Linked DNA regions of Mus musculus: region 2 is linked to region 1. A link is a loop called in an ENCODE intact Hi-C map of the cell type or tissue named here. Cell type or tissue: heart. All regions are shown on one strand. Links, peaks and the distances in the headings refer to the core of each region. The heading gives the core; the rest is flanking DNA. Region 1 holds the start of Ppp2ca (protein phosphatase 2 (formerly 2A), catalytic subunit, alpha isoform). Region 2 overlaps Phykpl (5-phosphohydroxy-L-lysine phospholyase).

Region 1 (5,372 bases), core at 244-5,243:
TTGGTTCACACTCCTAGTTCATCCCAGTAGGGAAGTCACAGCTGCAGGAATCTGAGAGAGGTGCTCATATCACCTCATGAGAAACTCAGCAATGAATGCATGTTCACACTGTAACATTTACTTGTGTGTGTACCTCAGAGGACAGCTTGAAGGAGTATGTTCTTTCTACCATGTAGTCCTATAAGGAAGGGGCCAAACTCAGGTCATTTGGGGACCTTTGCATAGGGAGCTCCCCCCACCCTTACACAATTGAGAACCCCTCCCTCCCAATCTAGGGAATGGTGCCATCCACAGTGGGTGTGTCTTCCCATCTCAACATAAGGAAGATGCTCCTAAACATACTCACAAGCCAACCTGATCTGCTAGGTAGACAATTTCTGAGACTTCCTATCCAGGTAACTCTACAGCAGCAGTTCTTTTGGGGGACCAGAACGACCCTTTCACAGGGGTCACATATCAGGTATCCTGCACACTACTAGATATTTACAATTCAAAACAGCAGCAAAATTACAGTTATGAGGTAGCAACAAAATAGTTTTATGACTGGGATCACCACAACATGAGGAACTGTATTAAAGGGTCACAGCATTAGGAAGGCTGAGAACCACTGCTCTCGAGGGTCAAGTTAACAATGCCACCCTAGTCTTTCCAACTAGATTAAAAGTTCCTTGAAAATATGCATAACATATTCTTCATTGTGTTCTGGTTGCCTTCTTAAGAGCATGTAATCTTGGAGCATGTGTTAACTATTTTTAAGTACAGAAACAAGGACCAAATAAACCGTTTACCTGAAAAAGCCAGTTACAATCACTCAGTTGGGAAATGAAAAGTAATTGTGTCCAGGTCTACCGAACAGTCCAATGAGTGGTCACACAAATGACTAGTCATCCAATGTCCACATAAAGCCCTTCACTCCGAGTCAGCAATTAGAGACTGAGACCTGGCAAGATTTACTAAGTAATATTTAAAAGGCTTACTTCTAAACCTTAAAAATACCAACCTTGTTTGATGTGAGAGAAACAAAGATCAAAACACTAGAGATTCAAGTGGGGCGTGTTATAACACACAGACAGACACACATACACACACGTCATCCCAGCACCTGAGGAAGCAGAGACACAAGGAATGTCACAAGTTCAAAGTTACCCTGGCTCTACATAACCAGTACCAGGGCAGCCAGGGATACTTGGGATGGAAGGAAGGAGGGAAGGGATAAATCTACATTTGACTTAACCAAAATGGTTTTCAGCATTTTCTGAAAAATTGTGTCATCAGAAAATATTCAACCTCAAGAATCTCCTTTCTACACCAAGCCACAAAAGAATGAGCATCTTCTGTGCTCCAAAAGTTCTTCCTGCTAACACAAATTACTAACATAATCCATAATTCTGCACTAAAATTAAATGTTAAATTAACCCTGAAAAGAAAAGCTAAAATGAAGTGGAGACACATTTTTCTAATAGAAAATTGCATTAATTAAGACTTCAAGAATACAACATGAACAACTTGCTTCCCCAATTCTTGGAGAAAACCAATGGAATGAGATAACCTGAGATACCGAGTTATCACTTCAAGGAGTGGACTCAGTTCCATGTCTGAAATAGAGAAATCGGTCAACACGGGGATTTCTACTGCTGATTGTAGCCACAAAAATACAATCCAAGAAACTTTTGCAACCAGAGAGGATAAAAAATTTGACTCTCTTCCCGTTTATGTTGCTCATTCAAAAATAAATGGCTCCACGCCAAGTACGTTACACACAGAAGGGTTTCACACTACCCAATTTGAGTCAGCATATACATCATAAATTAATGTGACACTGTATTTCCAATCCCAAAGCTCTTCGTTGTAGTATGACTCACCAAATCCTCCATTTGTCCAACTAAGAAAACTTTATATTCCTCCCTTCAAACTACCACTATGACCTTCGTAGGAACTGGGTTAGCGACTCCCTTCATAATCGTTAAACACACACTTTAAACAGGGCTCCGGGGAAGCCGAGGCGTGGAGACCGACAGGAAAGCGAGGTGACCTTTCCATAGGCGCTGGGGTCTGGCCTACAAGCCCTGCTGTGGGGGACCCTGTGGGCAGCGCCCGCTCCACGAAGCAAGCCCGAGTGCAAGCGCAATGCTTTGACTCCATGAGTCCGGAACCCGTTCCCGGGCGCAAAGCCCAGCCAGTCCCTCGCCGGGCCACCGAGGGTCCCGGCCGCCCCACTTCCCAGGGTCGGGCCGGGTTCGGCCCGGAGGCTCCGAAGCCCGGAGTCCGGCGCGCGGCGCCATTTTAGGCCGCGGTGGCGGCGCCATCCAATCAGCGCGCGGGAGGCGGGGGGCGCCGGGTCCCTCGCGAGTCGCCGCAGGCAGCGCCGGGCGCCGGGCTGCTAGGTTCGGGGGTCTGGCCTCCGTGCCGCCATGTTGCACCGTCCCCGCGGCCTCCTGATAGGCGGGCCCGGGCAGAGGCCGCACCCGCGGCCGAGAGCAGCTCACCTTCTCGCAGAGGCTCTTGACCTGGGACTCGGAGAGCTGCTTGCACTCGTTCAGCTGCTCGATCCACTGGTCCAGCTCCTTGGTGAACAACTTCTCGTCCATGATGCCGCCCGCCCGAACCGGCTGCCGCTCCGCGCTGCTCCCGCGCCGCCGCCCGCACCCGGGCCACACGCACACGCCGCCGCCGCTCTCCCGGGGTGCTTTCTGCGGCCCCAGGCGGCTGCTGGGCGCTGGCGCCGGCCCGCTGGCTCGCTCCGCAGTGCTCGGCCGCCGGCCGCTGTGCCTCCTCCTCCGCTCGCCCTAGCTCGGGACTCGGCTTTCTGTAATGGCGGCCGCCCGGCGTGGTGACGTCACGCCAGCGTCAGGGAGCCGCGGGGAGGGCGACGGAGTGGGGCCGGGACCCAGAGCTGCGCACCGTGGAGCCGGGGCGCAAGCGCAGCGGAGTTGGCTGCCGAAGGAAGTGGCTTCGCTCTTGGGGCGTGGTCCTCCCGCTGGGAGGGCGGCGGGGGAAGGGAAGAAGCGAGTCCGAGCAAGCGCAGTGCTGGTTAATCCTGGCGTCCCAGGCTCCGCAGGGCGCCTGCGCGGTCTCGGCGCATGAGCAGTCCGTGTAGGCGAGGTTTTTATTCCTTGTGACCTGGTGTTTCTGGAAGGCCTCTGGGTGATACCTCTCAGATGTGGTCTGGGCTCTGCCAGCCTGATGACTAAAGGCAACCCTAAGGCGCTTAGTCCAGCAGCCCTGGGAACCACAAGGGAGTCACACACCTTTGGGGACAAGCCTAGTGGCAGGTTGCCTGGAGTGACCTTCCCCACCTCTGGCCGTTGCAGGCTCCTATAATTAGGTCATTCGTGGGCGAAGGAAGGTGTACCTGCTGGGATGTGTCGCCCGCGCACCTTACACCCCCAGCACACACCTGTCCCTGCACGAAGGCGGGGCCGAAGTGGGCCTTCGATCCTGGCCTCTTCCTAAGCCTTGCTTCCTCTCCTGTGGCCTTCAACACCTCTGGTGTGCACTTTTCTCCGAGACCTGTGCCCACTGGAAATAATCTTGTCCTACATTCTAGAGGAACAAGCCAGGGCTGTGTTCTGGTACTGGTAGAAGCAGCTACCGTGTGTTCTGTAAAGGAAGCTGATATTCTTAAGGATCAGCCTTCGACCTGGTTATAAATCTCTTCTGAGGCTTGTGAAACGTGTTCACATTGCACTGTCTGCATTCACAGAGATACTTGGCTCTACAGAGCATCAACTGTTGACCAGATCCCATGCTTAGGGGACAAAGGGGTCATGCAGACAGAAAGGGGCTACTGCCCTGGTGGAGCTTGAATGTTCCTGGCTGGAAATGAATGGAATGGATGGAAGTCATACACTGCTCCCCTCCAGAGTCTGGGAGAGAAGCCAAAGGATGGTTATCCATGAAGGTCAAGGCAAGAGCTGACCTAGCTATACTGTGGGGAACAGTCAAGCCTGTCACACACCGGAGAAGACACAGCTCAGAGCATCAGAAGACACCCTGACCCACAAGCTACAAGAGGACCTCAGTGGCCCCATCCACAAATGGCAGGGATGAAAATCCTCCTTTATCAAGGACAACCTGCTTGGCCAGGGGAACTGGCTTGACCAATTCTGCTTTCTCTAGTGGGTACCTCCCACTAGAGTTCCCGAAGAAAGTACCTGAGATCTACTCTTCTAGACGCCTCCATACATACTTGTTCTGCCAGTCCTTTCAGCTCAAATTCTGACTCTGGTTTGCAGTGAATAGCCCCCCAAAACAAACAGGAGTAAGAGTTAAGGCTACGTGAGATGACTAAATAAAGACTGTTTGGTGCCCATAGTTATAAAGCCATGTTCACTGTGCTGTCTTGTCTTATTCTTCTCCATTGCCCTGTACTCAGCAAGAACTGGTCCTGTCTTGAAGGGCAGGAAGTAGGCGGGCACACACAAAAGGGGAGGGGCTTCTTCAAGATAGTGGTCAAGACTGAGAACTTCATACTGCCAAGGTCTCAGCCAGAGTCATACAGCTACTAAACCACAGAAAGGACCAATACTCATCCCTTTGACTGCCTTTTTTCACCTGCAAAGACAATGATGATGCTAGTCTGGCAGATTGAAAAGTACTAAACGCCCACTATATATGCCAAGGTTATATAATGAAGGTTCTTCTAAAGTACTCTAGCTAGGCACTCCTTGCTGGTAGCGTTAATGTGTTATTTATTTTCTCCTGATGCAGGTTACTTGGCTCACCACCCTCACAAAATGGAGGAAAGATAGAATTACATGTACTTAAACATCCTGCCAAATAATTAGATGCTGCAACTTAACTTCTTAAGGAATGACTTCTAGGAAGCTCTCATTAGCATTCAGGCAGTGGAGTAAGGCATACCCGATCATAAACAATACAGAACTATGCTAATCAGAGTGTCTTTACCCTTACTGGAAACCAAGAATGCTCTCATACTCTGTAGAACTTCCAATATAATAAAAGGATCTGAAAGTTGGGCCTTAACTAATTTGACCCAGCTTACTCAATTTGACAGCTGATGAATACTGAGAACAAAAATTTTTAAATGGCTGGGAGTGATATCTCATGTTGGTAATGGCAGCACTAAGGTGAGGCAGGAGAATTGCTTCCATCTCAAGAGCAGCCTGGACCACAGAATGAGTCTAAGACAAAAGGAGTTAGGTTTAAAACCCTGTCTTGAAAGCCAAAAGATAACTTAAAGAGAAAAAGAATTATCCTTTTAACTTCTGGACAAACCCGAAAGGATCCTTAAGACAACTTTGAGTACCATTGCTTAGATGACGAATCTGGGTACAGTGAGTCTGTGTTGCCCAGGATGTTTAAACATAGCTATAAATAAAAACCATCTGACGATGGGGCGGGGTAGGAGG
Region 2 (5,372 bases), core at 192-5,191, 510 kb after region 1:
TAGTAGAGCCCTGTCCTGCAACTTTACTCACCGTGTTGAAGTATTCTACACCGGTAGCTTCAAATGCCCTTGACACAGCTTGGGTAGTGGCCATGCAGGCAACAGGGTGACCATTGCCGATGGACTTGCCCATGGTGACAATGTCGGGAACAAAGTCTTCTCCCTCCAGCTGGAAGGCCCAAAAGTGCTTGCCTATGCGGCCAAAACCAACCTGGATCTCATCTGCCACAAAGAGCCCTCCGGCTCTGTGGATGTGCCTGTGGAGGACAGATGGCCAACAGGGCTGTGCTGAGGTGACAAGGAGCTGGGAGGTTGAGTCCTCACCTTGGGCCTATGGTTGGCCTTCTCTGGGCCATTATTTCTTTACGGGTTTTGTTTCAGAAATTTCTGGCAGGCAGGCTGGACTGTAGTTGGGATTTGGAATTGACCCCAGGAAACCCAGGTACAGTTTGCCCTCCCTTGGGCAGAGCCTGCCCGTCTACTCACTCAGCCACCTGGGAGAAGTAGCCAGCAGGAGGAATGATCTGTCCACTCACACTGGGCAGAGACTCAGCGAAGAAGGCTGCGATCTGTGGATGAGACAGTTCAGTGCCCCTTCCTTTGCGTGCTGTGTCACATCTAAGGGTATGCATCACCCTCTTAATGTCTCTAGCCCCTTGTACTTGGGCTTGCTCCAGTCAATTAAATTCACATATGCAACCCACCACCACCTTAAACCTTTTCTCCCCTGTCTCCATGTGGTAACCAGCACTAGTTTCACCCTCCCTAGAACAAAAATGTAGTTCTATCCTTAACTACACCTTCCTTTAACATGTCTTGGTGACCCCCATTGTCTCATGGCTGTCACATCTGAGTCCACTTCTTGTCCCTGGCTACTGAAGATGCTGTCTTATGGGATGCCTTTTTCTGTTTTTCATATTGCTCTCAGGATGCTTCAATCCAGACATGGAGGGCATATCTGTCTAACCTAAAACCCTTTACCCATGTGTGATTTCCGCATAGTGTTTACTCTTGGGGCTTTTTTGGAGGCTTCTCTGGCACATTGGACAGCTGATGGAATGGGAAATTGCTTCTTTTATATTTACTTATCTTTTGGTTTTTCGAGACAGGGTTTCTTTGTATAGCCCTGGCTATATTGAACTCACTCTGTAGACCAGGCTGGCCTTGAACTCAGAGATCTTCTTATGTCTGTCTCCCAAGTGCTGGATTAAAGGCATGCTCCACTATGGTCATCTTGGGAAATTGGTTCTTTAGAACTGTCTGTGGAGGACAGCAGAACCTCAGCTGGTTCTGCTGGCTTCTCCTTTCCCAAACACTGTTTTCTGGTAACTGCTTCAGTCTTAGAAAACCCAGTTGCTAGTACTGTGGGGAGGCAGAGGCCTTGGTCTCCCAGGGTATACATTACTATCTGTCTCTCCACAGATTCCCCTTAGACTACCCTGCAAAGGCAGCCCCATGGTCCCTGTCTCTAGGTTGCCCCAGTAAAATACATCAGCCAAGAGTGAGAAAACAGCCAGTCCTCAGGTCTCCTCATCTTGTCTATCTGCTTCTGCCTCCTGAGAGCTGGGATTTAAGATGTGTGCTACTCATACCAGGCTTTCAGTCTTTCTTTTGACTGTTTAAAAAATTTTGGGGCTGGAGAGATGGCTCAGTGGTAGCATGCCTGCTCTTTCAAAGGACCTGAATTCAATATCCAGCACCCATATGATAGCTCACAACCATTTATAACTATAGTCCCTGGGGATCCAACATTCTCTTCTAGCCTCCATGGTGCACAGACATACATGTTGGCAAAACACCCATATACACAAAACACTGAAATAATTAAAAAACTTAAGTTATTTTGTATAGGGTCTCACTAAGTTGCTCAGGCCAAGATGTGGTTACCTTCCTGCCCTTCTGCTGTGCACTGCTGATGACGTGCTTCACCTCGTTGGCATAGGCCTCTGCTGGGTTGGGGTGGTCCTCCCTGTAAGGGCCCCGGTAGGTGTCTGGGAGAGGAGCCTGTAGGGAGAGACTTCCATGTCATCCGGGCTTGGGGATGGAGACTGACCTGTTGCTGATGGTGGGTATGCATACCACATGGACCCATTCCTTCTGGCCACCCAGATTCCGGAACTTGTAGGGACTGATGTCGATCAGGGAGCTCAGGTGACCATGATAAGCACTAGAGAGAAGGAGGAAAAGGACATAGGCCTGGGTAAATGGTGGCATTTACTCCTGGCACAGCTCTAACCATTATCTACCGTTTTTTAATACAAAACACATGGAAAGCCAATCTTTTTGACTAAGGTACTGAGCCCTTGAGCAGGCTTGGGGTGGCTTCCTGAAGGCCACTTACTGGCATGTCACACAGTTCTAGTCATCTGACCACTCTAGGTTCAGTTTTCTTCTCTGTAAAGTAGGGGCATAGGGTTATAGGACATCTTAAATCTTAACTCATTTCTAATGCCTTTTGGTCTCTGGCTCAGTCAGCTGAATCTCCAAGTGCTGCAGGCTGATTTTTCATTCTCTTAGAAGGGTGGACTGTAGACAAGGCCTCCAGGGAAGTGTCATTGGAGTCAGGTTCTCATACCTCACTGGCTTCTAATGTCCCTGCATCCTTCTCTTCTCATGGGCCCAATGTTAGAGACTCACTGACCCCTAACAGGCCTGTGGAGCCCAGGTTCTGGAGAAACAGGGCAGTGAGTTGTACTTACTGGTCTAATACCACCACATCCTGGTGTCCCGTGTACTGTCGAGCTAGTCTCAAGGCCAGGTCGTTGGCTTCTGACCTGAGAAAGAAAATATGGGCGTGGCTCAGACGACCCAAGTGCTTCCCATGGAGGAGGAACTCTTCCAGGATCGAGAGCGTTCCCTTGGCAAACATCCAGATGCTTCTGTGCATCAGGAGCAGGGTGAAGCAGACAGTGCCCTCTAGAAACTTGCATTTGGATGCATCTACATTTTGTTTTCAAGACAGGGTTTCTCTGTGTAGCCTTGGCTGTCCTGGAACTCACTCTGTAGACCAGGCTGGCCTCGAACTCAAGAGATCCACCTGCCTCTGCCTCCCAAGTGCTGTTATTAAAGGTGTGCACCACCACCAGAGCCAGAGCCTGATGTATAGCCATCTTGAAAGCCAAACAGTGAAAACAGAGTGCTCATTTCTTTAAGTGCCAACACTGGGCATAGGGTCTGAAGGAGACCCAAATGAGGCTCCATGGAAGTAACTGTGTGATGGGGTAAGCTGTGTTCTAAAACTGCTCTGTTGAAGCCATAACTCACAGTACCTCAGAATGCACTGTATGAGGCTTTGCTGGGAGAGAAGGCCTTTAAGCAGGTTAGTGTAAAGAAAGCACCCGGGGGCAAGTCTCAACCCAGTGTGATTGATGTATGTATGAGAAATGGCCTGGATTCCCAGAGATACCGGGCATTTGGGAAAATATATTTATTTTTCTTTTCTTTTTGAGATAGAATCTTTCTACATAGCCCTGAGCTGTTCTGGAACTCACTGTGTGGCTAGGCTGGCCTCGAACAGAGATCCTCTGCCCCCCCTCCCTTCTCTCCCCCCCCCACCTCTCTTTCTTTCTAGAATTATTTAGTTTTTATTTATATGAGAACACTGTAGCTATCTTCAGACTCACCAGAAGAGTGCATAGGATCCCATTACAGATGGTTGTGAGCCACCATGTGGTTGCTGAGAATTGAACTCAGGACCTCTGGAAGAGCAGTCAGTGCTCTGAACCGCTGAGCCATGTCTCCAGCCCCACTGCCTCTACCTTTCAAGTGCTGGGATTAAAGGCACACACCACCAGAGAAAATACATTTCTATTCCTTAAGCCCCAAGTCTGCATCTTTTTGTTATGGCTACCCTAGCCATCATTACAGTGGGGCCAGTGATAGCTCTGCAAAGTCCCAGTCCCAAGGAAGATTCTAGAACTCTGGAGCAGACCACACAGGTCTTGTTCTGTTTGGTCTGCTTGGGCAGCTGAGGAAAGGAAGCCAGGGCAAGGAAGCTGGGGCAGAAAGTGGTGAGACATGTAGGGCCATGCTCCAGGGGCTGAGAAGGGCCTGGATTATCTCCTTGTCAGCAGCATGCAAAGCCAAAAAAAAAAAAAAAAAAAAGATGAAGCACAGAAAGTATGTGACTTTGCCCTCATTTTAGGAGGCTGTTTCTAAAGGAAATGAGGTGGGAGTAAGAAGGCCCGGGAGGCTGCCTGGATGAGAGTCATGGGGATGAGCTGAGAGAGAGAGAGATCCTGGGGCAGATTAGGAAGAGAGAGTGGACGTGGATGGTGTGTGTATGTGTGTGCGGGAGAGTAGGGCACCAGGGTAAACCAGTACTGAGAGCTCACATAAGCATTGTTAGAAGGCAGTTCTTTATTTTAACATTTATTTTATTTTATTTTAATTTTTTTTGGATATGGTTTCACTGTTTCCCTGCCAGGTCTAGAACTCACTATATAGAGCAGGCTGGCTTTGAACTCTCAAGAGATCTGCCTGCCTCTGCCTCCAAAGTGCTGGGATTAAAGGTGTGTGCCAACATGTTCAGGAGAAAGCAATTCTTGGTTGTTTTTGAGTATGTGAAGTTGGAAATGACTGTCAGATGCCAGAGTTTTACTTAGAACCTTAAGCGGAACACACTGTAAGCATCTGTTTTGTTTTGTTTTTAAAGATTTATTAATGTATATGAGTACACTGTCACTGTCTTCAGACACACCAGAAGAGGGCGTCAGATATCATTACCGGTGGTTGTGAGCCACAATGTGGTTGCTGAGAATTGAATTCAGGACCTCTGGAAGAGCAGTCAGTGCTCTTAACTGCCGAGCCACCTCTCCTGCCCCATTTGTGTTTTGAGACAGGGTTTCTCTGTGTAGCCCTGGCTGTCCTGGGACTCACTCTGTAGACCAAGCTGGCCTCAAACTCAGAAATCGCCTGCCTCTGCCTCCCAAGTCCTGGGATTAAAGGCGTGTGCCACCACTGCCCAGCAAAGATTTATTTTTATTTATATGAACACACTGTTGCTGATTTCAGACACACCAGAAGAGGGCATCAGATTCTGCATCTGGGGTTTAAAAAAATCTTTTATTTTTATGTGAAGTATGTGTGTGTGTGTGTGTTTTGTGCAGTGCCAAAGGAGGCCAGAAGAGGGCACTGAGGTAGAGTTACAGGAGATTCTTGTGAGCCATCTGATAATGGGTGTGCTGGCAACTGAATTTGGGTCTTCTGCAAGAACACCCAAGTGTTCTTAAACACTGAGCCGTCTTTGCAGCCTCCCCACCTCTTTATTTCAATTAAAAAATGTATTTTATGGGGTTGGAGAGATGGCATAGCGGGTAAGAACACTGACTGCTCTTCTGAAGGTCCTAAGTTCAAGTCCCAGCAACAGCATG

Evidence for each region. Peaks named below come from ENCODE experiments on the same cell type or tissue, not always from the same donor. Only the 100,000 strongest peaks of a DNase experiment are listed, where the experiment ranks them.
Region 2: a loop joins it to region 1, with 3 times the contacts of the local background. A loop is called at or near these places in 1 of 42 quality-filtered maps.

The regions. Positions count from the first base shown.
Region 1 is chr11:52,096,265-52,101,636 of GRCm38, reverse strand. It overlaps Ppp2ca (protein phosphatase 2 (formerly 2A), catalytic subunit, alpha isoform), which reads right to left and starts at 2,813. Exons shown (of 7, transcript NM_019411.4): 1 at 2,487-2,813. The coding sequence starts at 2,588. In heart, for the core only: no CTCF peak of the experiment used is centred there; DNase peaks (open chromatin) are centred at 2,376, 2,966 and 3,896; H3K4me3 peaks cover 3,478 bases; H3K27ac peaks cover 2,447 bases.
Region 2 is chr11:51,588,801-51,594,172 of GRCm38, reverse strand. It overlaps Phykpl (5-phosphohydroxy-L-lysine phospholyase), which reads right to left. Exons shown (of 13, transcript NM_028398.3): 4 at 2,700-2,774; 5 at 2,080-2,167; 6 at 1,888-2,004; 7 at 487-569; 8 at 32-257. Among named protein-coding and RNA genes, the nearest start is that of Phykpl, 6.7 kb to the right of the region's middle. In heart, for the core only: no CTCF peak of the experiment used is centred there; a DNase peak (open chromatin) is centred at 2,754.